Linked DNA regions of Homo sapiens: region 2 is linked to region 1. The links are chromatin loops, found by intact Hi-C in ENCODE. Cell type or tissue: heart left ventricle. All regions are shown on one strand.

What was found. Peaks named below come from ENCODE experiments on the same cell type or tissue, not always from the same donor. Only the 100,000 strongest peaks of a DNase experiment are listed, where the experiment ranks them.
Region 2: it touches region 1 in a loop (2.4-fold over the local background); 62 of 110 quality-filtered maps call a loop at or near these places.

The regions. Positions count from the first base shown.
Region 1 is chr22:38,260,932-38,263,431 of GRCh38, reverse strand. The region is part of intron 1 of TMEM184B (transmembrane protein 184B); the gene reads left to right. Among named protein-coding and RNA genes, the nearest start is that of TMEM184B, 11 kb to the left of the region's middle. RefSeq lists enhancers at 1,019-1,108, 2,493-2,500. In heart left ventricle, a CTCF peak has its summit at 1,167 (motif pointing left); a DNase peak (open chromatin) is centred at 1,171; H3K27ac peaks cover 2,000 bases.
Region 2 is chr22:38,312,681-38,315,180 of GRCh38, reverse strand. It overlaps TPTEP2-CSNK1E (TPTEP2-CSNK1E readthrough), which reads left to right. Exons shown (of 15, transcript NM_001289912.2): 6 at 1,012-1,099. The coding sequence starts at 1,024. CSNK1E (casein kinase 1 epsilon) reads left to right here. Exons shown (of 11, transcript NM_152221.3): 2 at 1,012-1,099. The coding sequence starts at 1,024. Among named protein-coding and RNA genes, the nearest start is that of CSNK1E, 3.5 kb to the left of the region's middle. RefSeq lists enhancers at 110-159, 180-349, 420-479. In heart left ventricle, no CTCF peak of the experiment used is centred here; a DNase peak (open chromatin) is centred at 1,520; H3K4me3 peaks cover 2,368 bases; H3K27ac peaks cover 2,500 bases.

The sequences.
Region 1 (2,500 bases):
AGGTCTGGGCGGTGTGTCTCGGAGCTGCCATCAGTGTAAAAGGGAAGAGAATCAAAAGTGTCTTTGCTTGTCTATGCCCAGGGGGTCTCTGGGCAGACACCGCAAGTCGGTGATTGTGATGCCTCTGGAGGGGGTGCTGGTCATGGGAGATTGCTTGTTTGCTGGAGATCCCATGTACCTTTTGATTGCTGAAGCAGGTGAATGTACGCCTTTCCAAGAAATTAAAATGGGCCAGGTGCGGTGGCTCACGCCTGTAATCCCAGCAGTTTGGGAGGCTGATGTTGGAGGATCACTTGAGGTGAGGGGTTCGAGACCAGCCTGGCCAACATGATGAAACCCCATCTCCACTAAAAATACACAAATTAGCCAGACATGGTGGTACATGCCTGTAATCCCAGCTGCTCTAGAGGCTGAGGCAGGAGAATCATGTGAACCCTAGAGGCTGAGTTTACAGTGAGCCAAGATCATGCCATTGTACTCCAGCCTGAGCTACAGAGCGAGACTCTGTCTCAAATAATAAAATAAAATAAATTAAAAACATAAGGACTGTAACCTTGCCTCCTGCCCAGTGTAGGAAGGTCAAGGTTCTGGCTACTTCTCAAGTACAGGAGCCTCACTCAGGCCCCAGACCACTAATCAAAAAATATGTGCTTGGTTCTCACAAAGGGGCCGAGTGTGAGGGCTTGGGTGTTGCTTGGTAAATACGACCCCCGGTCCCGGCCTTGGAGAGATGGAGCCCTCTCTGGGCCCCTTGGACACACTGCTGTTGGCTGACTTTGTCATTTTCAACCCTTGCTCCGATTGGCTCACGTCATGATTTCTGAAACCTTTGGGGGCTTCCCCACTGACAGAAAGATACACTTTAACTCAGCACTGGGCATCCCAGGCCCTCTTTACTGGGCCTCTTCTTGAGCCGCACTTGGCCTGTCACCCCTTCCTCTGTCTGCCCTCTTAACTCCCCACCTCCGTGCCTTTGCTCATATAGTTCCCTTTGCCTGCCTTTCCGTCCAGAGCAGTCTCCACGTGCCCAGGTCCTGTCTGACTTTCAAGGGCCAGCTTAGTTTCCACTTCTGCACTGCCTTCTGACCTCCCTGGCTTCTGTGTAAACTGCCCAGATCAAGCCACACAATGGTTCCTGCACCCAAGGAAGCTCCCTGGGGCCCCCTCCTGGCCACTCGCTCTTCGCCGGTAGTCACCACTCACACCTTGGCACTTTCGCGTGGTGCCTGCCGCTGCCTGTTTGGGCCTCCCACACACAGAGTGTACAGAACGGACTCCTCGGTGTCTGGCTGCCTTCCCGCAGCACTGTCAGATCATCCAGGTTGCCTGTAGTGGCCCTTTGGTTTTTTTCTCTGCTGCGTAGGAGTTCACCAAATATACCACTATTTATTCATTCTCCTGTGGACAGGCATTGGGTTATGTCCAGCCTCTTCGGTGAATTCATTCTTGTCTTTGGGGGCGCGTGTGCGCTCTTTGCTGGGTATACACCCAGGGTGGGTTGATGGCTTACCTGACTCAGAATGTGTTTGCATGAATGAAATTCAGGTTGGTATGAGAAATCTAGGGTGTCCTGGCTGGAGCCAGGCTTCTTGATTACAGGGACAGAGCAGGTACAGGGATCCTGGTTTAGACAGCCTGCTCCCATGGGGTGGTAGCATTGTTGGGGTGCAGGATGCTGAATCTGCAGGGGACCTATCCGCTCAGTGCCCAGTGGGATTTTAGCTGGCTGGAAAGGTGGTCACATGTAGAGGGGCTCAACAATCCAGCTAAAGAGGCTGAGCGTTGGTCCATTGTTCTCAATTTGAGAGAAAACTGAGATCATCAAAATTAGGACTGGTATGTACTAAAGGAAAGAACCTAATTACAAGGCTGAATTGAGTAAGCCCTCGCTGAGGGACTTTGGATTTCTTTGTTGTTCCCCTTTATTTCTGCACCCCCACCCAAGTGACAGATATGTACATGATTGGATGATTTTGCTTTCCTGGTTGAGAGATTCCTGGGAACTTGGCCCAGGAGAAGGGGGAGAAATGTGGAGCCGCTAGAGTGGCCTCCGCTTGTTTGTGTTGATTGAAGGGGAGACGGAAGGAGAGCTGTGGACCCCTGACCCCTTGTGAGGGCATGTGATCCTTTTCAAAAGGCTCACCAGGCAGAAGTGCCTGGCCAGGGGCCGCTCTTTCCCTCTAATCCCCTCTGGAGAAGGGCCAGGCTGTGGGTTGCTGACCTGCTCTGATGTGGATCAGCCTCCCCCAATAATGCAGCTGCCCAGAAGCTCAGAGAGCCCAGGCAACCCCCAAAGGCAGGAGGGCCGGCTGTCATTCCCGTTGTCATTCCCAGGCGGCTGGAGTGGGAGCAGAGCGGTCAGTTCAGATGAACAGTGCTCGAGTCTGACCCCAACCAGCGAGTTATGGTAAGATGGAAGGTTCTCCATCTATATTAAATAAGAGAACAAAAGCCCTCCCAGGCTGCATGAATATTCCAGGGATATATATGTGAACGGGTT
Region 2 (2,500 bases), 52 kb before region 1:
CAGGTGGGACAGCCGGAGCCCTGTCCTCGGCGAGGCTGTACCATCTGCAGGGTGGTGTGGGACAGGTGGCATGGCCTCTGTGAGCCTGAGTACCCTGTCTGTGAAAGGAGTTCCCTCTTGCTAGTCCTTGATGCTGGTCCTCTTGTAAACACCCCTCCCCCTGTTTACTGCAGTCCCTGGTCCCTGTCCCCACGGCAGCACTGCCTCCAGGCCTTCAGTTTCCTCCTCTGCTGACCAGGAACAGGGTGTCCGGACTTTTGCCCCAGGCCAGAGCAGAGGGGTCCCTCCTCTGCCCCAGGCCAGAGCAGAGGGCTCCCCCCTGGCCCTGAGGAAGGAGAGAAGCTGCTCACATCAGAACTCCTCCTCCCACCCATCCGGGGCAGGCGGCTAAAACCCTGGCTCAGTCCCCTTTGTTGTTCTATGAGGGCCCTCTTAGGAGACCCTCCTAGTCTTAAAGGACGCCAGCTCCAAACAGTTTATCCAAGCGGCTATGGGCCTCCGTGTGAGGTCTTGGTGTCATGACGTAGAGATGGGGAGGTGGCTGGAAGGTGGATGGTCGAGGGCATTCTTTTCTGCCTTCCCCCCAGTAGGGGATGCGACTTTCTCCTGCAAGGCGTGCTGGGCACTGGCGAGGTCTGGCCTCTGGGCAGGGGCAGTACTTGGGAAGACCAGGCCAGGCTGTGGGAGCCTGGGGGGTAGGAGGTGTAAGAGGGCTGATGCCCGTTGTGATCCCTTGAGAAGCTTCTTTTGAGGGGCCCCTGAATGAGCATCCCCCAAAGACATGCTTGCTTGGCTGCTTCCTCTCTGGCCACACTGAAACCTGTCCTCAGCCTGCCTTAGCTGTTCCCCAGGTGTGTGGAGTGCAGGCTGTGGGCCACCTGACACCTGCAGAATGTGGTCTTCGAGAATGCAGGTTTTCGAGTTCCTGGTGGCTCTGCCTGGCCTTGGTGGACTGGACCCCTTTCCCGGCTCCCCACGTCGCTGACCCTCATGTTCCTGCTTCCTCTGCAGCAAGAGTGAGCCATGGAGCTACGTGTGGGGAACAAGTACCGCCTGGGACGGAAGATCGGGAGCGGGTCCTTCGGAGATATCTACCTGGGTAAGTGTTCCTAGCTCCAGCTGGAGCCCCTGGGGCCAGCCCATGGGACCAAGAGGAGGAAAGACCCCAGGATTTGGGGATCTGAAGTCAGAATGTGGCTCCAGGGGCATGATTTGCCCCAGGGCCATCCCAGATGGGGAAGGAAGCAGCAGGTTGCCGGGAGGCAGGCCAGGGGGCTCCTCTCGCAGGCCAGGCTGGGCACTGGAGGGTATTTTTAGCTCCAGTTTCTGCAGGAGTCATGCGGTTCTTTTGTGCCTCAGTGTCCCGGGTCAGCTGGGTCACCAGCTGGGTGTGGGAAAACCCAGGCGGGGTTCACATCCTCTCCCCTGCTTCCTGGGAGAAGGATATTGGTAGATAGAAGGGACTTGGGTTGCTGCTGGACCCCTAGCCAGGCCCCCCTCTCTATGTCCTGGCCTCCTGGAACCCAGCCCAGGCAGGCTTTGGGATGACGCAGGCTCCCCTGTAACCTCGGGGGTGGGGTGGGGGGATGCGGTCTCCTCATTAGGGAGTTCTCTCTCTCTCTTTTTCTCTCCGGATGTGCTTCCTGTTGAAAGTATGAGTATGCTGTGATGTTGCATTTTAAACAAATCACTGACCTCTCAGTCCTCCCCTTGGCCTGGGAGAAATGAGGCTTGCGCCTTTCAGTGCCACTTCTGAGGGGCACGGTCATGAGTCTTGGCCCTTCCTTTGTGCTTATTGGTCCAAAGGGAAGGTATTTAGTGTTGGTGCTTGTGGATTAGCGGGTGGAGGCTTGAAGTTGCTGGAGTGAGGTGGCCAGCCCTTCTACGAGTTATCCTCATTCCTGTCCCTGCACCCTCAGAAGCAGGCTAGACACACCTCTGTGCCTTGGTTACCCTCCTTGGAAAATGAAAATCAGCTCTGTCCAGTGCAGAGAACACCAAGTCTGTGTGTCGTGTCCATCAGCTCAGAACTTCGGGGTTTCTGTTACCCCATGGTTAGGGTTCCTTGGAGTATGAAATGTGCTAAGGAAGCCTCAATGGAGACGGGGACGGAGACTGGGAGTTCCCTGACCACTTCCTTGCAGGGTACTTTCTGCAGCCCCTAGAGATAGTACCAGATTATTTGTTTGGCACATCAGGAAACTGAGGCACAGATGGTCAAGTTGGCCTCCCAAGACCGCTCTAGAAAACTGGCAGAAGCAGCCTGTATGCCCACAGCCCTCCACATGAGTGAGAGCGTGGAAGACAGAACATGCCGAGGGAGACGTTAGACGTCTAGCTCTGCGTTCTAGACGTGGCTTTGTGTGGCTGTGGGAAGGTCATGCAGCTCCTCTGTGCCTCAGTGTCCCCATCTGTAGTTTGTGATAATGCTGCCTGACTGACCAAGAACTGTTCCAAGGCAGAGATGAAATGACAGATGGGAAAGTATTTTGTAAACTCT